Linked DNA regions of Homo sapiens: region 2 is linked to region 1. A link is a loop called in an ENCODE intact Hi-C map of the cell type or tissue named here. Cell type or tissue: heart left ventricle. All regions are shown on one strand. Each heading gives the region's core, and the rest is flanking DNA. Links, peaks and the distances in the headings are about the cores only. Region 1 has its middle 33 kb from the start of MIR8071-2. Region 2 has its middle 83 kb from the start of FAM30A.

What was found. Hi-C counts contacts between places; a loop is a spot of excess contacts. Peaks named below come from ENCODE experiments on the same cell type or tissue, not always from the same donor. Only the 100,000 strongest peaks of a DNase experiment are listed, where the experiment ranks them.
Region 2: a loop joins it to region 1, with 8 times the contacts of the local background. A loop is called at or near these places in 9 of 110 quality-filtered maps.

What each region holds. Positions count from the first base shown.
Region 1 is chr14:105,667,253-105,679,594 of GRCh38, reverse strand. It overlaps IGH, the pseudogene IGHGP and the pseudogene ELK2AP. Among named protein-coding and RNA genes, the nearest start is that of MIR8071-2, 33 kb to the right of the region's middle. In heart left ventricle, for the core only: no CTCF peak of the experiment used is centred there; no DNase peak of the experiment used is centred there.
Region 2 is chr14:105,994,453-106,006,794 of GRCh38, reverse strand. It overlaps IGH, the pseudogene IGHVIII-2-1 and IGHV1-3. Among named protein-coding and RNA genes, the nearest start is that of FAM30A, 83 kb to the right of the region's middle. In heart left ventricle, for the core only: CTCF peaks have their summits at 7,125 (motif pointing right) and 7,336 (motif pointing right); a DNase peak (open chromatin) is centred at 7,284; H3K27me3 peaks cover 576 bases.

The sequences.
Region 1 (12,342 bases), core at 2,794-10,793:
CTGGGGATGCCCTCCCGGCGGCTGGGTGTGGGGCTGGGGGCTGTGCCCGGAAGTGGGTGGGTGGGAGAAGCCCTCCTGAGCACAGAGGACAGCAGCCAGGCCCAGGCCCAGGCCCTGCAGGCCCCCAGGGGCTCCAGAGCCCCAGAGAGGAGGAAGGCCTCCGTGTGCTCAGAATCAGCTCACACCCCGGGGACGAACCTCAGAGGGCCGGGACAAGGAAAGGAAGGCCCCGGCCCAACATCGGGGTCTGGGCGCTGGTGGGACAGGGCAGGCTCAGCCTTGGGGCCGGTCAGGGCCCTGTTGGGGTTCGGGTCCCCCTGCCAGGTCCGCGTCTGCAGCCACAGCCCCTCAACCCCAGCAGGGACCCCAGAGACCGGCTCGGGACCCCCTGGTGGCCGTCTTGTGCCACTGCAGTTCTGCTGCTGAGAGGTTCCCGGGGTTCCCGGGGTTCCCGGGGTCCCTGGCCCGGCAGCCTCCTGGGCTCCCAGGCAGGCGCGCTCTGCCGTCCGCTCATGCGGGGACAGCGGACCTCAGAGGCAAGCCTAAAAGACGCGCCCAGATCAGGATCCCAGGAACCCAGCTCACATACAAATCAGAAAAGCCCTAAAGAAGCAGAAACAAGAATCAGTGAAACAAGAAACTATAGAATAAGAACCCAAACAAAAGCAAAATGTCGGCGTTATCAGACATAGAATATGCAATGTGTGCTTCAGAGGGTTTTTTTGTTTGTTTTGTTTTGAGATGGAGTCTCGCTCTGTCGCCCAGGCTGGAGTACAGTGGTGCGATCTCGGCTCACTGCAACCTCCGCCTCCCGAGTTCAAGCGATTCTCCTGCCTCAGCCTCCTGAATAGCTGGGACTACAGGTGCCCGCCACCACGCCCGACTAATTTTTTTGGATTTTTAGTAGACACGGGGTTTCACCGTGTTAGCCAGGATGGTCTCGATCTCCTGACCTCATGATCTTCCTGCCTCAGCCTCCCAAAGTACTGGGATTACAGCGTGGCCACCACGCTCGGCCAAGAGATTTTTTAAACTTACTTACAGAAGCTATTCAAATATTACTGCAAAATGGGAAATTACTGCACATTGCATTTTGAAATGACCTGAGAGTTTTACGAAGAACTTCTAGAATTGAAAACCGTAATAGATGAGGCTAAAATAAGAATGGATGGGACAGGCAGCGCAGAGGACACGCAGGAGCGGGAGCTGGTAACACCGAAGAAAGAGCAGGAGACGCCACCCAGCCCGAGCGCAGCCCCGCGGAGGCTGGACGGAGGCTCCCACAAGGGCTTCTTCTGCCCAAAGGAGAAACAGAGTCGGGGGAGGCAGTGGCTGGGAATTTTCCAAAATCGCTGAATAACAGGACGCGTCAGGATCAAGGCCAAGTCCCAAGCAGGATAAATAAAAGCAAACTCCACGTCCACACCTTGACGCTTGCCGATGGAGCTGCCAACACCAGAGGCAAAGAGACTTTAGAAGCATCCAAAAGGAGGCCGGGCGTGGTGGCTCACATCTGTAATCCCAGCACTTTTCGAGGCAGAGGTGGGTGGGTCACCTGAGGTCAGGAGTTGGAGAGACCAGCCAGGCCAACATGGTGAAACCCGGTCTCTATTAAAAACACAAAAATTAGCTGGACGTGGTGGCGGGTGTCTGTGGTCCCAGCTACTCGGGAGGCTGAGGCAGGAGAATCGCTTGAGCCCGGGAGGCGGAGGTTGCAGTGAGCTGCCATCGCGCCACTACCCTCCAGCCTGGGAGACAGAGTGAGACTCTATCAAAAAAAAAAAAAAAATCCGTCAGGGCCGGCCCAGGCAGGTGCACTCGCGCGGCCACAGACTCCAGAGCCGGACTCGGGAGCCCCCCGGCGGCCGTCCCGTGCCACTGCACGTTCTCATAGACAGGAGAGTCTCAAGAACCCTGGAGCAAACAAGACGCCTGGAGCAGCCTCCCAGCATCTACTCACCTCTGCCGGCCGTTTACACCCGAAAGCCACCCCTCAAGACCAGGACAACGGTGACACTTTCATACAAAGGGCACAGGCACTTAACTCCGCACGCTGGCTGCTGGCGCCTCCTAAGAGTGTGTTTAGAAATGTTAAAGAAAAAATTATTCCATGATAGTTGTTCAATGCGGAGGCAGGTGTGATTCAGGACCACCGCCGCAGGAGCAGGGACCACGGCCATGCGGGAGAGAGATGGGGCTCAGTTCTTAACACAGCATGGGCTGGCGGGGATTGACAGCCAGGGAGCTGGGTAAACTCGGAGGACGGACATTCCCAAGAGGAAATATTGGGGGGAAGGAGGGTTCTGGCTAAATTAGCCCAGGAAGATTTTTGCTGAAGACAGACCAGGGTGATCAGACCTGGGAGATGGTGGAAGATGAGGAACTCAGGATCAAGGGTGATCAAATGTCAAGAGTGGGTCTTTAACCTGATTTAGGGGGGTTCTTTTTTTTTCTTTTTTTTTTTTTTTTTGAGACGTAGTCTCACTCTGTCACCAGGCAGTGGCACGTGTCATCGTGCAGTGGCACGATCTTGGCTCACTGCAACCTCTGCCTCCTGGGTTCAAGCAATTCTCCTGCCTCAGCCTCCCGAGTAGCTGGGATTATAGGCGCGTGCCACCACACCCAGCTAATTTTCGTATTTTTAGTAGAGACAGGGTTTCACCATGTTGGCCAGGCTGGTCTGGAACTCCTGACCTCAGATGATCAGCCCACCTCAGCCTCCCAGAGTGCTGGGATTACAGGCATGAGCCACCGCTCCGGGCCCCACCGGGTACTTTTTAAAGCCTTTTTCTTACAAGGAAGTGCAGGCCGGCCTAGGAGAAGTTTCCAGAGCCCGACTGCAGTTTAGCCAAGCAGAGAATCTTTGTCAGTCCACACTGTTTAAGGAAAGAGGAGACATTCTCGTTTCCCTCCAACAATATAAGTCCATTTTCTTGTTGGGTGGCCTTTCGTTCATTAAGAACCAGCTGGATTTTCTGTTGGGACTGGATAGAAGAGGACATTTCGCCGCATGGTGCTAGCAGTTGGACATTCGAAGAGGAGAGACTCTGAAAATAAATGAAACACAAAGGTTAACACTTAGAAATGCAGTTTCTGAGCCCAGTGGGCACCAGGCCAGAAGATTTCTAGACGCTGGGCCTGAAGCATCTTCAGCTGCAGCCAGGTAGGCAGCTGAAGGGCCTTCCTGATTTGCAGGTCAGGTGTTGCAGAAGCTGCCCGCACAGGATCTGTGGGGATGATTTCTCTGAAGTTTACATCAACTTGTCCCATTTCAGCTCACAGGGCTTCAGGAAAAGGGCAGTTTTAAATTTGACTGATTCCAAGTCAGAGGGTGAGGGAAAAATTAGTTTGCAGAGTTGTTGCCTGATATTAGAGAAAACTAGAAGAATTCTGAAGGGGCCAGCCCCTCCACACCTGTGGGTATTTCTCATCAGGTAGGACGAGAGACTGAGAAAAGAAATAAGACACAGAGACAAAGTATAGAGAAAGCACAGTGGGCCCAGGAAACCGGCGCTCAGCATACAGAGGACCTGCACCGGCACCGGCCTCTGAGTTCCCTCAGTATTTATTAATTACTATTTTCACTATCTCAGCAAGAGGAATGCGGCAGGAGAACAGGGTGACAGTGGGGAGAAGGTCAGCAAGAAAACGTGAGCAAAGGAATCTGTGTCACAAATAAGTTCAAGGGAAGGTACTATGCCTGGACATGCACATAGGACAGATTTATGTTTCTCTCCACCCAAACATTTCAGTGGAGTAAAGAATAACAAGGCAGCATTGCTGCCAGCATGTCTCGTCTCCCACCACAGGGTGGTTTTTCTCCTATCTCAGAATAGAATAAATGTACAATCGGGTTTTATACCGAGACATTCCGTTCCCAGGGGCAGGCAGGAGACAGAGGCCTTCCTCTATCTCAACTGCAAGAGGCCTTCCTCTTTTACCAATCCACCTCAGCACAGACCCTTCACGGGTGTCGGGCTGGGGGACGGTTAGGTCTTTCTCATCCCACGAGGCCATATTTCAGACTGTCACATGGGGAGAAACCGTGGACAATACCCGGCTTTCCAGGGCAGAGGTCCCTGCGGCTTTCCGCAGTGTATTGTGCCCCTGGTTCATCGAGACTGGAGAATGGCGATGACTTTTACCAAGCATACTGCCTGTGAACACTTTGTTAACAAGGCACGTCCTGCACAGCCCTAGATCCCTGAAACCTTGATTCCATACAGCACAGGTTTCTGTGAGCTCCAGGTTGGGGCAAAGTGGCTGGGGCAGAGTTACAGATTAACACCTCAGGGCAAAGCAGTTGTTCAGGGTACAGGTCAAAATGGAGTTTCTTATGTGTTCCTTTTCTACATAGACACAGTAACAGTTTGATCTCTCTTTCTTTTCCCTACATAGCCCCCTTTCCTTTTGACAAAACCGCCATCGTCATTATGGCCCCTTCTCGCTGGTCGCTGTCTCTTCAGAGCTGCGGGATATACCTGTAGACTTTGTTTTTTTCAGGCTTTTCTTAGCTAACTGTGTCAGCTCCTGTATTTGGCCCCAGGTCAGTGGCTTTGCTTCCTTGGTGGATGGCAACTTCTTCTGTAAGTTGTAGATACTAAATTGGAAGCTGGTTTTTTCCTGGGGAAATACAAGCAAAACTTCTCCCCCATGTTATCACCTTCCCTATTTCCCATGTCTTGTTTTTGTTGTCTTTCCACCACATCAGTTTTCCTTCATGTGGGCTGCTCTTTTTGCCAGTAAAATGTTGTTCTGCAGAAGTAGTGGTCTGATTTCTATAAATGTTTAAACAATTTAAAGTATAGATTGCTAGGTTAAGTTGCATCTGGGGAGCGTTATACTCCTGTCTTTTTCTTCTTTTTGTTTCACCAGTTGAGATTTTGAGTGTTCTATTAGTTCTTTCAATTATGGCCTGTCCTTGGGAATTATACAGGATTCCTGTTGTATGTGTAATTTTCCACTGATTTAAGAATTTTTGAAATGTTTTACTACAGTATCCTGGCCCATTATCTAATTTTTTCTGGAACTCCCATGACAGCAAAACAAGACAATAAATGTCTTTTAACATGGGAAGTACTTTCTCCTGTCTGGCAGGTTGCCCATACAAAATGTGAATAAGTATCAACTGTCACATGGACAAATGATAATTTTCCAAATGAAGGTACAGGTGTGACATCCGTTTGCCATAACGCATTAGGACATAGACCTCTGGGATTAACTTCTGCCTCCTGAGTGGGCAGGTGTAGGACTTGACACTAGGTGCAATGCTGTACAATATTTTTTGCCTGTTTCCATGTGATACCAAATTTATTTTTTAGTCCTGTTGCATTTACATGAGTTGAGGCATGAAGTTCTTGTGCTTCCATGAAGGCAGATGACACTAGCAAGTCAGCTTGTTCATTTGCTTTAGTTAAAGGCCCTGGTAAATTAGTATGCGCTCGAATTGAGTAATATAAAATGGGAAATTTCTTTTTCTCACAGTTTGTTGTAACAAATTAAACAGCTGGTTTAACTGATCATCCATGCTATATTTAATTAGGGCTGTCTCAACATCCTTTGTACCCTGTACTACATATGCAGAATCTGATACAATGCTAATAGGCTGATTAAAATCTTATAACACTGAAATGACAGCAACCAACTCTGCTCTTTGAGCTGAGTGATATTGAGTTTCAGTGACTCGTTCTTTTGGCCCAGTGTAAGCCACTTTTCCATTGCTAGAACCATCAGTAAACACCGTCAGAGCATTTTTTTAAAGGTTTCTGTCTGGTAATTTTAGGTAAAATCCAAGTAGTCAATTTTAAAAACTGGAAGATTTTCGTTTTGGGGTAATGATTATCAATAATTCCCACAAAATCAGCAAGACCCATCTGCCATGCACCAGAATTTATAAAGGCTTGTCTAACCTGTTCCTTGTTTACAGGAACAATGATTTTATCTGGGTCAATTCCACACAATTTTATTATTCGTAATTTTGCCTGACTAATTAATGTAGCCGTTTGATCCAAGTGCAATGTAAAAGTCTTAATCGTACTGTGAGGAAGGAAGGACCACTCCACAAGATCTGTGTTTTGAACAATGATGCCTGTTGGAGAATGTGCAGTAGCAAAAATCAAAAGTCGGAGTGGGGCTAAGTGGTCTATTCTATTTACTTGTGCTGGCTGAATTTTTTCTTCAACTAATTCAATTTCTTTCGTGGCCTCTGGAGTTAATGTTCTTTTACTATTCGATTCTGGATCCCCGCTCAAGATAGAGAACAAATTTGACATGGCATTAAGTCTACAAGTTTGTGTCCTATCCTGAGGTCGCAGGGTGCTCCACTGAGTGAGGACTGCCCGCCCCACCCAGAGGTGTCGGTTACTTCACCATGGCAGTTGTGGCCCCTGCTGCTGCACATGCCGCCCCAGGGGGCACTGCCTCAGGAAAGCCAGGCACACCCAAGGGTGCAGGAATGGCAGGCCCTGGCGGTTTGGCGCGCAACAGCCGGAACAAGTACATGCGCTCGGGCCTCTGTTCCACCTTCACCATCCAGTCTCTGCAGCCGCAGCCACCCCCTCAGCCTCGGCCTGCAGCGGTGCTCCCCAACGCAGCTCCTGCAGTCCAAGCCCCTGGGAGGCCTGCCTGGAGGCTGAGGAAGCCGGCTTCCCTCTGCAGGTCATCCTGACCCCGCCCGAGGCCCCAAACCCGAAACTGGAAGAGCCGAATGTGGAGCCGGGCTTGCGCCGCCCTTTGCCCCCGGAAGTGGAAGTGGAAGGGCCCGAGGAAGAGCTGGAATTCGCGGGGGAGAGAGGGTTCGTGCCAGAAACCGCCAAGGCCGAGCCTGAAGTCCCTCCACAGGAGGGCGTGCCAGCGTGGCTGCCGAGGTCCTTATGGACACCGCAGGGCAGGCGGGCGGCCACGCGGCTTCCAGCCCTCAGATCTCCCAGCCGCAGAAGGGCCGGAAGCCCCGGGACCTAGAGCTTCCACTCAGCCCGAGCCTGCTAGGTGCGCCGGGACCCGAACGGACCCCAGGATCGGGAACTGGCTCCGGCCTCCAGGCGCCGAGGCCGGCGCTGACCCTGTCCCTGCTTCCTACGCACACGTTGACCCCGGCGCTGCTGACACCCAGCTCGCTGCCTCCCAGCGTTCACTTCCGGAGCAGCCTGAGTCCCGCTGCGCCCCGCAGCCCGGCCAAGCTCTCCTGCCAGCTTCCGTCCAGTGGCGGCGCCCAGGTGCACATCCCTTCCATCGGCGTGGCTGGCCTCTCGACCCCCGCGGTGCTCTCGCCAGGGCCGCAGAGGCCATGACCACCACCAGCACCACCACCCCTTCTGGGGTCCCTCCATCCGTGCTCTCTCAAGGAGAAACACAGTTCAACTGAAAGACTCATGCTCTGATTGTGGTGGGGTGGGGATCCTTGGGAAGGATTTCTCCCAGGAGTGACTCTCATTAACTCCTCCACAGAAAACACTCAGCTTCCACAGCTTCTCTCTTTTCTCTCTTTTCTGTCCGTCCCCCAGTGGCTGCCCTGACACGTCTCCTACTTCAATGGTAGGGGCGGTTTATTTATTTATTTTTTGAAGGCCACTGGGAAGCGCCTGACCTAACCTATTAGGGTGGTCAGGACGTCTCCCCCACCTCCCCGCTTTTTTCCCCAAGACAGGACAATCGGGGTCTGACTTGAGAACGACCTTTCTTTCTTCATTCCTCGGCCTGCCCGTGGGGAGATGAGGGAGCCCTGTGTCCATTTTAGGATGTGAGTAGAAGTTAGTTTCGTTTTATTATTCCTGGCCATACTCGGGGTCCAGGAAGAATTTGTACCATTTAATGGGTTGGGAGTCTTGGCCAAGGCAGAATCACACCCTTGGAATAGAAATTTCCACCTCCCCAACCTTTCTCTCAGACAGCTTATCCTTTTTTAACCAACTTTTTGGCCAGGGAGGAATGTCCCTTTGTTCTTCTTCCCCCTGAGAAGCCATTCCTTTGTCTGCCAAACTCCCTGGGGTCCTGCCTGTTTCCTCCCATGGAGGGGTTTTGTGGGGGTGGTTCCTGTCTGGGGGGGCCCCTCCAGCCAGTACTCCAGGTCTCCCTGTCTCTCCCGTGCTGCCATTTTGATAGTATAATCTATTTTTAAATGGGGCTTTTCAATAGGGGAGAGGGAGTCATCTCTTCCTATATTTGGTGGGGTGGGTGTGAAGAAAGGGATTTGGGAGGGAATCTTCCTGCCGCCTCCCCCCCAGATGTTTATTTTTGATAACAAATGTGTATTTTCAGTTCCCTCCCTCCCAGCCCCCCAATTTCCTACAGGTAGGTACAAAGGACACTTTCAATGTCCCTGGAGGTGGGAGGGAGGAATGGGGGACATAAAGCCTGTCCTGTCTCTATTCTAGGCAGGAAGAGTGGGTTCAAAAGACTCCTGGGCTTCCCTGTCAGCCCTGGCCCAGCCCAGGCCTTGGGACCTGGGGGTTGGTGATTTGGGGGACGGTGCTACACTCGTCTCCACTGTTTTGCTTCCCCAAAATGGACCTTTTTTTTTTCTAAAGAGTCCCAGAGAATGGGGAATTGTTCCTGTAAATATATATTTTTCAAGGTGAAAAAAAAAAAAGAAAAACCTGCCATAATGAAGAGCAGACCAATATTCCAGAAAACTGTCACTTTAACAGAGAAGACCAAATTCTAGTTTCACATGAACTGTTAATATTAAAGCTAATTTTAATTAAACCTTATAAATAATTCCATCCAGGCTGGGCAAGGTGGCTTACACCTGTAGTCCCAGCATTCCAGGAGGGTGGATCACTTAAGCCCAGGAGTTTGAGATCAGCCTGGGCAACATGGGGAAGCCCTGTCTCTACAAAAAATACAAAAAAAAAATTGGCCAGGCATGGTGGCACGTGCCCGTAGTCCCAGCTACTTGGGAGGCTGAGGTGGGAGGATTGCTTGAGCCCTCCCACCTCAACCTCCCTCAGCCTCAGTGCTGAGTGCCACTGCACTGCTGCCTAGGCAACACAGTGGGACCCTGTCTCAAAAATAAATAAATAAATAAATCCGGCCAGGTGCAGTGGCTCATGCCTGTAATCCCAACACTTTGGGAGGCCTAGGCGGGTGGATCATGAGGTCAGGAGTTCGAGACCAGCCTGGCCAACGTGGTGAAACCCCTGTCTCTACTAAAACTATAAAAATTAGCTGGGCGTGGTGGTGGGCACCTGTAATCCCAGCTACTCTGGAGGCTGAGGCAGGAGAATCGCTTGAACCCAAGAGGCAGAGGTTGCAGTGAACCGAGATCACACCATTGCACTCCAGCTTAGGCAACAAGAGTGAAACTCTGTCTCAAAAAAATAAATAAATAAATCCAATCACAGCCGCCTTTGACCACATAAGATCCCTTTTCCACAATCCTTTTACAACTTTTTATTTGTTTGTTTTTTGTTTTGTTTTGTTTTTTGTTTTTGTTTTTGTTTTTTTTGAGACAAAGCACTGACCTGGCTGCCGAGCCCCGCCCCCTAGGCTGCAGGGGTGCCTGCAGAAGGGCACCACAGGGCCACCAGTCCTGCAAGCTTTCTGGGGCAGGCCGGGCCTGACTTTGGCTTTGGGGCAGGGAGGGGGCTAAGGTGAGGCAGGTGGCACCAGCCAGGTGCACACTCAATGCCCGTGAGCCCAGACACTGGACCCTGCCTGGACCCTCGCGGATAGACAAGAACCGAGGGGCCTCTGCACCCTGGGCCCAGCTCTGTCCCACACCGCGGTCACATGGCACCACCTCTCTTGCAGCCTCCACCAAGGGCCCATCGGTCTTCCCCCTGGTGCCCTCCTCCAGGAGCGTCTCTGAGGGCACAGCGGCCCTGGGCTGCCTGGTCAAGGACTACTTCCCCGAACCGGTGACGGTGTCGTGGAACTCAGGGGCCCTGACCAGAAGCGTGCACACCTTCCCGGCTGTCCTACAGTCCTCAGGACTCTACTCCCTCAGCAGCGTGGTGACCGTGCCCTCCAGCAGCTTGGGCACCCAGACCTACACCTGCAACGTAGATCACAAGCCCAGCAACACCAAGGTGGACAAGACAGTTGGTGAGAGGCCAGCACAGGGAGGGAGGGTGTCTGCTGGAAGCCAGGCTCAGCCCTCTTGCCTGGACGTACCCCGGCTGTGCAGCCCCAGTCCAGGGCAGCAAGGCAGGCCCCATCTGTCTCCTCACCCGGAGGCCTCTGCCCGCCCCACTCATGCTCAGGGAGAGGGTCTTCTGGCTTTTTCCACCAGGCTCCAGGCAGCCACAGGCTGGAAGCCCCTACCCCAGGCCCTGCGCACAAAGGGGCAGGTGCTGCACTTAGACTGGCCAAGAGCCATATCCGGGAAGACCCTGCCCCTGACCTAAGCCCACCCCAAAGGCCAAGATCTCCACTCCCTCAGCTCAGACACCTCTCCTCCCAGATCTGAGTAACTCCCAATCTTCTCTCTGCAGAGCCCAAAACCCCATGTTGTGACACAACTCACACATGCCCACCATGTGCAAGTAAGCCAGCCCAGGCCTCGCCCTCCAGCTCAAGGCGGGACAGGTGCCCTAGAGTAGCCTGCGTCCAGGGACAGGCCCCAACCGGGTGCTGACACGTCCGCCTCCATCTCTTCCTCAGCAACTGAACCCCTGGGGGGACCGTCAGTCTTCCTCTTCCCCCCAAAACCCAAGGATACCCTCATGATCTCCCGGACCCCTGAGGTCACGTGCGTGGTGGTGGACGTGAGCCACGAAGACCCTGAGGTCAAGTTCAACTGGTACGTGGACGGCGTGGAGGTGCATAATGCCAAGACAAAGCCGTGGGAGGAGCAGTACAACAGCACGTACCATGTGGTCAGCGTCCTCACCGTCGTGCACCAGAACTGGCTGAACGGCAAGGAGTACAAGTGCAAGGTCTCCAACAAAGGCCTCCCAGCCCCCATCGAGAAAACCATCTCCAAAACCAAAGGTGGGACCCACGGAGCGCGAAGGCCACGTGGACAGAGGCCGGCTTGGCCCACCCTCTGCCCTGGGAGTGACCGCTGTACCAACCTCTGTCCCTACAGGGCAGCCCCGAGAACCACAGGTGTACACCCTGCCCCCATCCCAGAAGATGACCAAGAACCAGGTCACCCTGACCTGCCTGGTCAAAGGCTTCTACCCCAGCGACATCGCCGTGGAGTGGGAGAGCAATGGGCAGCCGGAGAACAACTACAAGACCACGCCTCCCATGCTGGACTCCAACGGCTCCTTCTTCCTCTATAGCAAGCTCACCGTGGACAAGAGCAGGTGGCAGCAGGGGAACGTCTTCTCATGCTCCGTGATGCATGAGGGTCTGCAGAACCACTACACGCAGAAGAGCCTCTCCCTGTCCCCGGGGTAAATGAGTGCGACGGCCGGCAAGCCCCCGCTCCCCGGGCTCTCGCGGTCGCACGAGGATGCTTGGCACGTACCCCGTCTACATACTTCCCAGGCACCCAGCATGGAAATAAAGCACCCACCACTGCCCTGGGCCCCTGCGAGACTGTGATGGTTCTTTCCACGGGTCAGGCCGAGTCTGAGGCCTGAGTGGCATGAGGGAGGCAGAGCGGGTCCCACTGTCCCCACACTGGCCCAGGCTGTGCAGGTGTGCCTGGGCCGCCTAGGGTGGGGCTCAGCCAGGGGCTGCCCTCGGCAGGGTGGGGGATTTGCCAGCGTGGCCCTCCCTCCAGCAGCACCTGCCCTGGGCTGAGCCACGAGAAGCCCTAGGAGCCCCTGGGGACAGACACACAGCCCCTGCCTCTGTAGGAGACTGTCCTGTTCTGTGAGCGCCCTGTCCTCCGACCCCCCATGCCCACTCGGGGGCATGCCTAGTCCATGTGCGTAGGGACAGGCCCTCCCTCACCCATCTACCCCCACGGCACTAACCCCTGGCAGCCCTGCCCAGCCTCGCACCCGCATGGGGACACAACCGACTCCGGGGACATGCACTCTCGGGCCCTATGGAGGGACTGGTCCAGATGCCCACACACACACTCAGCCCAGACCCGTTCAACAAACCCCGCACTGAGGTTGGCCGGCCACACGGCCACCACACACACACGTGCACGCCTCACACACGGAGCCTCACCCGGGCGAACTGCACAGCACCCAGACCAGAGCAAGGTCCTCGCACACGTGAACACTCCTCGGACACAGGCCCCTACAAGCCCCATGCGGCACCTCAAGGCCCACGAGCCTCTCGGCAGCTTCTCCACTTGCTGACCAGCTCAGACAAACCCAGTCCTCCTCTCACAAAGTGCCCCTGCAGCCGCCACACACACACAGGGGATCACACACCACGTCACGTCCCTGGCCCTGGCCCACTTCCCAATACAGCCCTTCCCTGCTCCTGGGGTCA
Region 2 (12,342 bases), core at 2,516-10,515, 330 kb before region 1:
TATCCCCAGGCCTAGGGGCACTGTGGGCGCACGACCAATGCGCGAGACACAGGGAGTAAGGCACAGTTCCCTCCCATTACTGTGAGGACACTAGACACAGTGTGTGTGTGTGTGTGTGTGTGTGTGTGTGTCCATTACTGTGGGGACTCTAACCACCGTGTGTGTGTGTGTGTGTGTGTGTGTGTGTGTGTGTGTATTAGGAGTTTTGCAGTGGCTTCTGAGACCCATGATTTTGTAGGTTTAGAAATTATCTGATGAGATGTTCATCCACAGGAACCGACAAGAGATTAGGTGTTCTCCCAAAGCCCCTGGAAGCTCCTGGACTCACTGTGAGTGTGGACTGATCCAGTGCTTCCGGAGCGCCACAGAAGGGGCTCCCTGGTGGTTTCATAGAATCCTTGCTTGGGGTGTTTCTGCAGAGTTCACTGGCTTTTTCCTACGACCAATTTACTATTGCAAGCGATGGCGTCAGCAGCACATGGTGTCACGTGTCACTAAAGGAGCATTCTGAGCCAGGACACAGCCACTTCATACTGGGGGGAAAATGCTCTGGGAGCCCAGACAGGAGCCTCTCTGCAGTGCAAGGGCTGGGCTGCAGGGGGCGCTCAAGGCCCACCCAGCACAGGCTCCAGCCCCAGAGCAGGTGCACAGGAGGCTGCGGATGGAGTCCCCTTAAGATCTGTGTCATTCTTCTAAAAAAATCTAAAATAAGTATTTGACAAAAACTGCTGAAGAGTCCATAAATATCCTATTCAATTGCAAGAATTTATCAATTTACACTGGAGATTTCTAACCCTGCTACATATCTTAATAGTAAGCATCTGGAGGTCAATTAAGCTTTTATTTTATATAAATAAGTGCAACTTTTGGAGAAACACACTCATCCCCCAAATAACACATTCATGTATTAAAGCCTAGAAATACTTTAAATTACCTCTGAGCTATTCAAGTGTGGGTTCCCAGTGAAGTCCTGTTCTAGGGAAAATTGTTCTCCAGTGGGAGAAGCTCTGTCAACATACAGCTTAGGGATATGGCAGGGCACACATGGCCTCTAAGGGGATTATAGCTTGAACCCTTAGCATCCTCCTGTTGGGTAATCCATGTGTCATCTCTCCACTCTTTCTCATGCTGTGTTAGGTATGAAATAGCATCGCTCATGAATATGCAAATAACTGAGATGACTATAGATATCTTTGTGCCCTGAGAGCATCACCCAACAACCACATCCCTCCTCAGAAGCCCCCAGAGCACAACGCCTCACCATGGACTGGACCTGGAGGATCCTCTTTTTGGTGGCAGCAGCCACAGGTAAGGGGCTGCCAAATCCCAGTGAGGAGGAAGGGATCGAGGCCAGTCAAGGGGAATTCCATCCACTCCTGTGTCTTCTCTACAGGTGCCCACTCCCAGGTCCAGCTTGTGCAGTCTGGGGCTGAGGTGAAGAAGCCTGGGGCCTCAGTGAAGGTTTCCTGCAAGGCTTCTGGATACACCTTCACTAGCTATGCTATGCATTGGGTGCGCCAGGCCCCCGGACAAAGGCTTGAGTGGATGGGATGGATCAACGCTGGCAATGGTAACACAAAATATTCACAGAAGTTCCAGGGCAGAGTCACCATTACCAGGGACACATCCGCGAGCACAGCCTACATGGAGCTGAGCAGCCTGAGATCTGAAGACACGGCTGTGTATTACTGTGCGAGAGACACAGTGTGAAAACCCACATCCTGAGAGTGTCAGAAACCCCAGGGGGGAAGCAGCTGTGCTGGCATGGAGGAAATGACAAAGATTATTAGATTGAAGACTTTCTCAGAAAATGATATTAAGTCATTAAGGAAAAGGAACAATATAAACATGTATTTGAGAAATTTTAATTATTTGAGAGATTTTTCATACAATATTTATTCTGCAAGCAAATTTCAGGGATTGAATTAATAAAACTGATACAGAACTTCCTCTGTAGGTATCTGTGTAAACATCAATTTCTGAATCAGTGTTGTAAATATTTTGGAACACACACACAAATCACATTTTATCTCTACTTTTATCTCTATTATTAAAAATGCCAAAAAAACTCATTTTGTGCATGTAGCATTTTGAATTCCCACCATCAATGCATGATAGTTCTTGGTTTTCCACATTCATATTGCCATTTATCATTATGAGAATTGTGTGTTTTAACCATTCTAATAGGTGAGTAATGGTATCTAATTTTTAGTTAAATGCACATTTCCGTAATAAAAATTCACATTTAACAATTTTCATATAATTTTTGCCGAGATGCCTCTTCTCATATTTGGTTCATTTTTAACTGCATTGTTTTCTTTTGATTAGTTGTAAGTTTACTTGCATATTGATTATAAAATCATTTAACAAATTAAAAGAATTCATTTAACAAATATGTGACTTGGAAGTATTTTCTCCAAGTCTGCGGCTGTCTTTTACTCCCTTATCAGTATGTATTGCAGAAAAGTGTGTGTGTGTGTGTGTGTGTGTTTATACAAATTTAGATTTTAAAAATGTAAAATGTTATTCATCCACAGATCATGTCTTTGGTATTATATCTGAAATCTCATTATAAAATACAGTAATATCAATTACTTTTTCCATGTCTCTAATCTCAGGCTACAATCATCTCATGAGTGTTTAAGCTTCACCTACTTGATTGGAGGACTATCAACCTAACATATTTGGAATACTTCTGTAAAAAGATGTGTTCCTCTTCCTATTATTTCTTTATTTGATCACTTATTAATATGTGTATTGGTTTATGGATGTCTATTTCATACTCTGAAGAAGATCCATGCTACATTATTCATTTTATTTTTCAAACCACCATGGCTTTATTATGTGCTGGGAGCTCATTGAGTTTGGATCCTGCATCCTTACAGCTCACCTCATGCTTTTGTTTTTGAACACTTCCCTGTTTCCTGCTATTATAATAAATTCTAAACTCATTTTCTATATTATCTTTTTCATACATAGAATCAGCCATTTTTCTAAAGATTGCTTGCTTCTGATGTTAAAGAATAGTATTTAAAAAATTGTAATACTGGGTATGTGCATTGTTAATGTGGTATAAGTACTTGCAGGACCTCTCAACCAACTGGCCTAGTAAACTATGTATCTAACCTTCTGTAATGTGATTACATTAAAAATGAGAACACACTGGTCTCTCTACCCAATTATGCTACCACATGGATCTTTCTAGCCTTCCTTCCTTGACTGTCTATAACCTCTCACTGCAAAATGAGGAACCCCATCCAACCATATGCCATTTTATTACTTAGCTGCACAATTTCAGGACACATGCATAGCAGTATCAGAAATGTAAAGCTGTACCCTTGTAGGAAACATGTTTATCTACTAGAATAGAGTGCTTATGTTCAGTTTCTTTACACTTTAAACTTACAGAGTTTCCTCATTTTCAAAGTTCCTTAGGTCAGCAACTTCATTTTCCACTTTCTTCAGTGAAGTCATTTCAATGACACTGTATAATTTGATTTATTTGAAATTCTATAAAAGCCAAAACTGTAGTCAAGTAAACAACAACATATAGAGGATATTCGAGGAGTTTAGAGACTGGGTATAAAATAAGTTAAAAAGACACTGTTTAAGAAGATTAAAATTATTTTTAGTGATATGCAATGGTTCAGATATGACACAATTAATTTGTCTAAGCACATAGTTTTGTGATGGAAAATATAAACCTAAATATATACAATTAAAAAAAATTTAGCAGTTCATTAACCCAAGGATCAAATGCAGATTGTATAAAATTATCTCATTACTTATTTTGTGAGGGTGGAGATTTCATGAGATGTATGCAACAAAGAATGAGGTAATTTTCCTGATTTGCATATAAGATGTTGCCATTCACTAAAGACCTTTAATTTTTTAAATTTTTTTTTAAATCAATTTTCTATGTGACCCAGGTTTTTTCCTCTTGACAAGCAAATAACCGACAGGATTATTTTCTTTCCTTGGTTGAGAAATATTTCCCCAAACTTCAGCTCAGTTCAGGCATACACTGTCCCTGAATGGGCATTTACCCTCAGATGGGTACACACATCTGTCAACATGTGGACTCTTCTGTCAGACAAACGCACCTTTACTCACGTGGATTCTTCTCTCAGACAAACACACATGTCCCCACGTGGACTCTTTCCTCAGACTACCACATATGTTCTTACATTTACTCTTTCCTCAGAAAACAGACATTTCCTCATGTGGACTCTTGTCTCAGACAAGCAAACATGTCTCCATGTGAACTCTTCACTCACATAAGTACACATATGTCCACATTTACTGTTTCCTTACACAAGTACATATATCCAATGTCGAATTGTTCTGTGGCAAAATGATCTCAAGATAATGATAATCATAAACCCCCTCCCTGACAAGGCGTAGATCTGTATTTTTTTCATTGTAACCTAACTTTGCCTTATTGTCAAGAACAGTAGTTTGCAGCTCTAAATATACCAATTAGAGACAGGTGTCCATTTTCTCTGGAAACGTATTTTTATGTTCTTACTGGACATATTTGTTGATAATGTTTGCTATTATGAAGATACCCCAACAGTGTCCACATTAGAGAATAAAAAAGAGTAATGGGCAGATTAACTCTGTGCATCCAGACCCAGAAATCCTTTGACCTTGACTTCCCTGAAATGTAGACACAGAGGATGGATGAGCAATGCTGAGCAGTGCACCCATGACCACAAAAAGAAAGACGTGGAAATGTGTCCCCTCCACTTCTCATGAAAGGCAGCTCATCCCCTGTTCCCTCAGGCCCTGGCGAGGAGCCACCCCATGTCTGTGCCCTTCCTCAGTGTCCACACCGTGGGGTCTGCATTGATCTGGATTCCCTTCTCATCCCCGTCAATATTAGTGTCCTTCGTAAATCAGGTCCAGCTGTGGCTTCTCCTCACGGGGCTGTTCTCAGTCTGTTTTCTGTGTTCACGGAAGTCCTGTGTGAAGTTTACTGATGGAGTCAGAGGGGGAAAAATTTTACAGCCCAGTGGTGAGACTCTCCTGCAAAGCCTCTGGTTTCACCTTTACTGGTTACAGCATGAGCTTGGTCCAGCATGCTTCACAACAGGGATAGGTGTGGGTGCCAACAGTGAGTGATCAAGTATGAATTCTCAGGGTTACTCTCCATGAGTACAAATAAATTAACAATCTCAAGCAACACCCTTTTAAGTGCAGTCTGCCTTACAATGACCAATCTGAAAGCCAAGGACAAGGTCATGTATTACTGTGAGTGACACAGTGAGGGAAACCCTGTGTGAGCCCAGACACAAAGCTCACCGCAGGGAGACAGGAGGGGACTATGTGGTAGATGCTGCTCAGAACCACCAGGGGGCACTCAGAACCATCAGGGAGGGTGCACAGAACCACCAGGAGGGGCTCAGGACACCAGGGGGCGCTCAGAACCACCAGGGGGCACTCAGGACCATCAGGGAGGGTGCACAGAACCACCAGGAGGGGCTCAGGACACCAGGGGGCGCTCAGAACCACCAGGGGGCACTCAGGACCATCAGGGAGGGTGCACAGAACCACCAGGAGGGGCTCAGGACACCAGGGGGCGCTCAGAACCACCAGGGGGCACTCAGGACCATCAGGGAGGGTGCACAGAACCACCAGGAGGGGCTCAGGACACCAGGGGGCGCTCAGAACCACCAGGGGGCACTCAGGACCATCAGGGAGGGTGCACAGAACCACCAGGAGGGGCTCAGGACACCAGGGGGCGCTCAGAACCACCAGGGGGCACTCAGGACCATCAGGGAGGGTGCACAGAACCACCAGGAGGGGCTCAGGACACCAGGGGGTGCTCAGAACACTAGGAGGTGCTATGAATCACTAGGGGGCGCTCAGGACTCAAGGGAGCACTCAGAACCACCAGGGATAGCTCAGGACACCAGGGGGCACTCAGAACCGCCAGGGGGCACTCAGGACCATCAGGGAGGGTGCACAGAACCACCAGGAGGGGCTCAGGACACCAGGGGGCGCTCAGAACCACCAGGGGGCACTCAGGACCATCAGGGAGGGTGCACAGAACCACCAGGAGGGGCTCAGGACACCAGGGGGTGCTCAGAACACTAGGAGGTGCTATGAATCACTAGGGGGCGCTCAGGACTCAAGGGAGCACTCAGAACCACCAGGGATAGCTCAGGACACCAGGGGGCACTCAGGACCATCAGGGAGGGTGCACAGAACCACCAGGAGGGGCTCAGGACACCAGGGGGCGCTCAGAACCACCAGGGGGCACTCAGGACCATCAGGGAGGGTGCACAGAACCACCAGGAGGCACTCAGGACACCAGGGGGTGCTCAGAACCACCAGGAGGTGCTCAGGACACCAGGGGGCGCTCAGAACACTAGGAGGTGCTATGAATCACTAGGGGGCGCTCAGGACACAAGGGAGCACTCAGAACCACCAGGGATAGCTCAGGATACCAGGGGGCACTCGGAACCGCCAGGGGGCGCTCAGGACACTAGGGGGCGCTCAGAACCACCAGGGGGTGCTCAGGACACCAGGAGGCACTCAGAACCGCCAGGGGGCGCTCAGGACACTAGGGGGCGCTCAGAACCGCCAGGGGGCGCTCAGAAGAAGCAGGGGGTGCTCAGAACACCAGAGGGTGCTCAGAAGCACCAGGGGGCGCTCAGGACACCAAGGGGCACTCATGAGACTGTGGCAAGGGGGTGCTGAGAACCACAGGATGTGACCAAGACACCAGGGGGCACTCAGAACTGCCAGGGGGTGCTCAGGACACCAGAGGATTCTCAGAACCACCAGGGGATGCTCAGGAAACTAGCGGGTGCTCAGAACCACCGGAGGACACTCAGAAAACCAGGGGATGCTCAGGAACCACCAGGGGGCGCTCACGACACCAGCGGGCAGTCAGAACCACCAGGGCATGCTCAGAACCACCAGGGGGCGCTCAGGACACCAGGGGATGCTCAGGACACTAGGGGCGCTCAGGAACCACCAGGGGGCGCTCACGACACCAGTGGGCAGTCAGAACCACCAGGGCATGCTCAGGACCACCAGGGGGCGCTCAGGACACCAGGGGATGCTCAGGACACCAGGGGTCGCTCAGGAACCACCAGGGGATGCTCAGGACACTAGGGGGCGCTCAGGAACCACCAGGGGTCACCCAGGACACCAGGGGTCGCTCAGGAAACCAGAGGGTGCCCAGGAAACCAGGGGAGGTTCAGGAACCACCAGGGGGCACTGAGGACACCAAGGGGTGCTCAGAACCACCAGGGGGCGCTCAGGACACTAGTAGGCACTGAGGAACCACCAGGGGGGGCTCAGGACACCAGAGGTCGCTCAGAAAACCAGGGGGTGCTCAGAACCACCAGGGGGCACTCAGGAACCACCAGTGGGTGTTCAGGACAGCAAGAATGGCTCAGGACACCAGGGAGCACTCAGGACCTCCAAGGGGCTCTTTGGAGGCAGCTCCATATCAGGTACCTGGGGAGGATGAGGTTTCCTTTTCCACCTTGGTGATTCCTGACCTGGTCAAGCAAAAGTCTTCCCCAGGATCTCTTACGATGTCTTCCTTGTAACTCATGGTTTCTTTCACCTATAAAACATTAACTTAGAACAGGGGTTCAATTCAACTTTTAACTCTGCCTATTTTCAGAGTTATACTAGCAATGATATATCTCAGTATATTTTTTTTAATTGTGTATATTCAATCCAAAGTCTGGCTCTATGCACAATTTTTTTGTTTTCTGTGCTGTCAGACACACTATTGTAAATGCTTTTCTAACAACTCAGCATATGCATGGGGTCCAGTTTCTTTTCCTTTCATCGGCTGTTTGTGCAGATGAAACACCACTTTAAGGGCTCCTGTCCTCCACTTTGGCCCCTGGTGTTCTGCTTCTCAAACTTTCTCCATCTTCTCTTTTTCTGTCAAAATATTTTATCTTCCTCAGTCTCCATGCAGGAAACAGGAAGTCCTTTTACTTCCTGTCCTCCATGTCTGGTAAATCAGTTCACTTCTTTTCATGATCACTGAAGCCAACCAAGTTTAGGAGAGTAACAGTTCTCCTTAGAATACACTCTACCTGCAGACCCTCTGCCCTCATCACACTTTTCTAGGGTCCTGCAGACATAACCCCCACCCATTCCTCTTTTTCCCTAAGTACCACAGACTAGGCTCTGCAACTTATGCTACCCTCTGTGTGCTCAGCCCAGGGGCTCAGTAGTGCTTTCATGAAGTCCAAATCCCTAATGTGTTTGCCCAGTCTCAGACCACCCTCCAGCAAGCTGCCATTGTGATTGAATCCTGCAAAGCATGGGCTGCTTTCAGTTTCCTATTGCTGGATGTTCTTTATTATAAAGGCATATTGGCAAATAACGACTAGAGTTTGTATTGAAAATTAACGCCAAAAAGTTTTTTAAAAAATTTTTCAAATAGAAAAGTTCTATCCTGCCTAGTTTAAAAAAATACAATGTTACTTTAATCAATGATTTAATAAAAATTTAAGTGATGTTTGTCTTATTAGTTATTCAATTTATTAATAACTGACTGATATTTAAAAAGTAAATACTGGCTGGGCGCAGTGGCTCACGCCTGTAATCTCAGCACTTTGGGAGGGTGAGGTGGGTGGATCACCTGAGGTCGGGAATTCGAGACCAGCCTGACCAACATGGAGAAACCCCCTCTCTACTAAAAATACAAAATTAGCTGGGCGTGGCGGGGAAGCTGAGGCAGGAGAATCGCTTGAACCTGGGAGGCGGAGGTTGCGGTGAGCCGAGAACACGCCATTGCACTCCAGCCTGGGCGACAAGACCAAAACTCTGTCTCAAAAAAAAAAAAAAGTAAATACCATTGTACACTTAAGTAATATATTTGGCAAGAATGGCATTTACATTCATTCAAAAATGAAACTGCAAATACGAGTTACATTCAATTAAATAATTAAAATAATATAGAAAAAAATGGGTGTGTTGTTTTGGTGTTTAATATACATTCATTTTTGCATGGACGGGTATATGTGTCATTGCTGGGCTGTTGTGTATGTGTGCGTGTGTGTGTGTGTCTGTGTGTACAACTATGAAGTTTAAAATATATTATTAAATTACGTAGTTATATTAATCCAAATTTATCATGTTAAAATATTAGGAAAAAAACACCAGTAGAGAAATTACAGAGAACATCAGCAATGCCTACAGCATTTACAAGAGTCACATTAATAACAAACAAACTAGTTCAAATGTTTAGATATGACACATGCAGTAGAAAACGTTCACATGGTATTAACACAAAAATGGTGCACAACTGAGGAAATTATAATACGTTCATGATATTGGCTACATAAATGCTTATGATAGTAATGCTTTTCATCCATCAAATGCTTATGATAATGCTTTTCATCCATCATATTATAGATGATAAAACAACTCTATAAACACTTCCATCACTAGCGTTTAATATGAGATGCCTCACATCTTTTTCTGAAATAAATAAACATCTGTCCACCACTTCGATGATCATTTCAGGATTATCCTCTGAAATAATTATCCATAATAATTTTAGTAACAATTTTATTATTTTCAGAAGCCTATTTTATAAGGTCTTTGAACTATTATTTTTATGATTGTTACTTTATATTTTACACACTTTTTATTTGGAATAATTATAGGTTATCAGAACAATTGTAAGGAAAATACAGTGTGTTCACATCCATCTCCAAGTTTTCACTAAAGTTAATATGTCAAAAAAAACATGGGACATGGGACTAATATATTTACATTGATAAGTTTCTGTTTATTCAGCTCTGGGATTTATTTGAATTTTGCCAATTTTTAACAGTTTCCTTTTTTCCTTTTTCTTTTCTTTTTGAGATAAGGTCTCACTTTCCTATTGCTTTTTGTTTGTTTCTTTGTTCAACCCAGGTAACCACATCAAATTCAGTCACCATGTTCCTCTCATATCTTCTGGTTAATCACAGTTTGGGTTCCTGCTGTCTTCCCATTGAATATTCTATAAATGAAACTAGTCAAATAAGTTGATTCTGGTCACTTATATATTTACCTATTTTATCACGTTTGTTTTGTCAATCACAGTAAGTGTCGAATTCGCTATCTGTTATAGATGTTAGCCTATTTTCTATCCCAGATCCATTGGTTAAATCTTTGGTGATGCCTTTTAGAAAACTGATCCCTTTACCCTATGTAATATGCCCCTTGATTCCTGAAAGTCTTATGTCTACCTTGTCTGAATTTAACATAGCTAAGCACGCTTTCTTTTCATTCATATTTTCATAGTCCATGTTTTCCTGTATTTAACTTTTCTATGTAGAGCAAATTTCTGTACAGAGCTAGTAGTTGGGTCTTGCTTTTTAAATCAACTATAATAAATTCTATTTTAAAACTGGTATTACTATTTTTCTGTTAATTTCTATTTTAATTTGGCATTTTATGATCATGTTTATTTCTCTATTAACTTATTGTTTAGCTCATCTTTTATGAATATTGTATTGGCCCTAAGATATACAATAAGAATTGTGTATAATCAGATTCTAATTCAAATAACGTAAAACCTCTTCATAGGTTGTAGAGCTATTATAACTTATTCTTCTAAACCCTCTTTCTCATCCGTTGTCTTAGTTTATTCTCAGTTTGCACTTATATGTGCTATAAAATATAATATGTGCATTTTTATCATTACATAGACATATATTAGAACAATTAAAAATATAAAAACTACATTTCAACTTCATTTTTTCATTCTTGACCACATTTTTTATTTGGATAGATTCATGTTTCGGATGTATATCATATGGCTACTCACCCTGGCGGAAAATTTGCCAAAGCACCTACTGAAGGATGAATGCACTAGCAATAAATTTTCTCAGAATCGATTTGTCTTACAGGGTATTCATTTGACTTTCGCTTTAAATGAAATTTTTAATATATATAGAATTCCAGTTTGACTTTAATTTGTAATTTATTTTCTTGTACTCATGTATTCATTATTTTCTTCCTGAAGATGGTAACACATTCCATTCTGCTGGGCCTTCATTATAGATATTTGTGTGTATCTATTCAGGGCTATATTTGCAATTTATGGATGCCACAATTATCAGAGTTGAAGTCAGCTTCTGCTGTCCACAGAGATTTCAAGTTCCTCCCATGATACTTGCTTTTGTGTCCCTGTTTGATCCTGGGTCTTTATATTTAGTTTTCCCCAGGGAGGCTGTCTGTTTCAGCTGTGGAAAGTGCACCCTACTGACAGTTTAAATTGATGACTGTGTGGTGAAGGAGGTTGGACAAAGCGGGACTTCCTCCAACCTTCTGACTGAGTCTCCTTCTTATGCAGGAGTAGTAAGCATAGTTCTGGGGAGTGGCCTTCCACATTGTCCTGTCCTTAACTCTTTCCCCAGGGCTGGAACGTCTTTTCCCAGACACAACTGTTTTTCACCAGTGTCCCCAGCTTTTTACCCACTATCCTTACCCTAAAGAGTAAGGATTTCTTTCCTGAGGAAAGAGATAGGAGGTGTTTCTGGATCAAGTTTCCTTGGTGTCGTCTGTTTCCTTTTGTTTCTGTTGACTTCACCACAGCTCATATGACACATGCTTTGGTGGATTTCCCCTGGAGGTAGTGGAGGTGCATTCAGGCATTCCACAGGAGCTGCTGTTCTTTTCCCCAGTCAACACCACAAGACACCAGATGAGGAAGTTGTCCGTGGATTTTTCAAGTTCTCTAGGAAAAGCTTGCAAGCACTAGGCCAATCTAACACCATTAGTACATGCATACTAAAAAAAAAAAAGTCATTAAGTATTTCTAGGTTAGTCTGTTTCTATCTCAAATGCCATCCAGTGGCACCTGCCCTATGTACACTAGCAGGTAGGTCCTGGTTCTCTCTGCAGGCTCCTATCTTCTCAGATTTCAGTTTTCTTGTTTGCTTGGTGAAATCAACTCAGATATGTTGAATGTTTTTTCTCTCTTTTATTTGTAGCTGTTCAGCTTCGTTGTTAATGAGGTCAGAATAAAATCACAGTTTTCTCATTTTTTTCACATTCCCACACTGAATAGCTGCTTTCCGTATAAAAGCCAGAAACTGAGAGAACACATTGAATATCCATTACAGGTGAATGTTAAACAATTTGAGATATGTTTGTGTACTGGAATAAAATGCTGCATTACAATCAAGTCATCACTCATTCACATAAAACATGGCCACATTCTCAAATAATGTAGGGACCTGAGTGCCCCTCCATCTACTGGCCTCTCCTGGGGCCCTAGCCTGGCCACACCTTCTTGCAGGGCAGTCTTGGACGCCCTGGGATCCCGCACCAAAATTTCTGCCCTGGCAGAACATGCCTGAC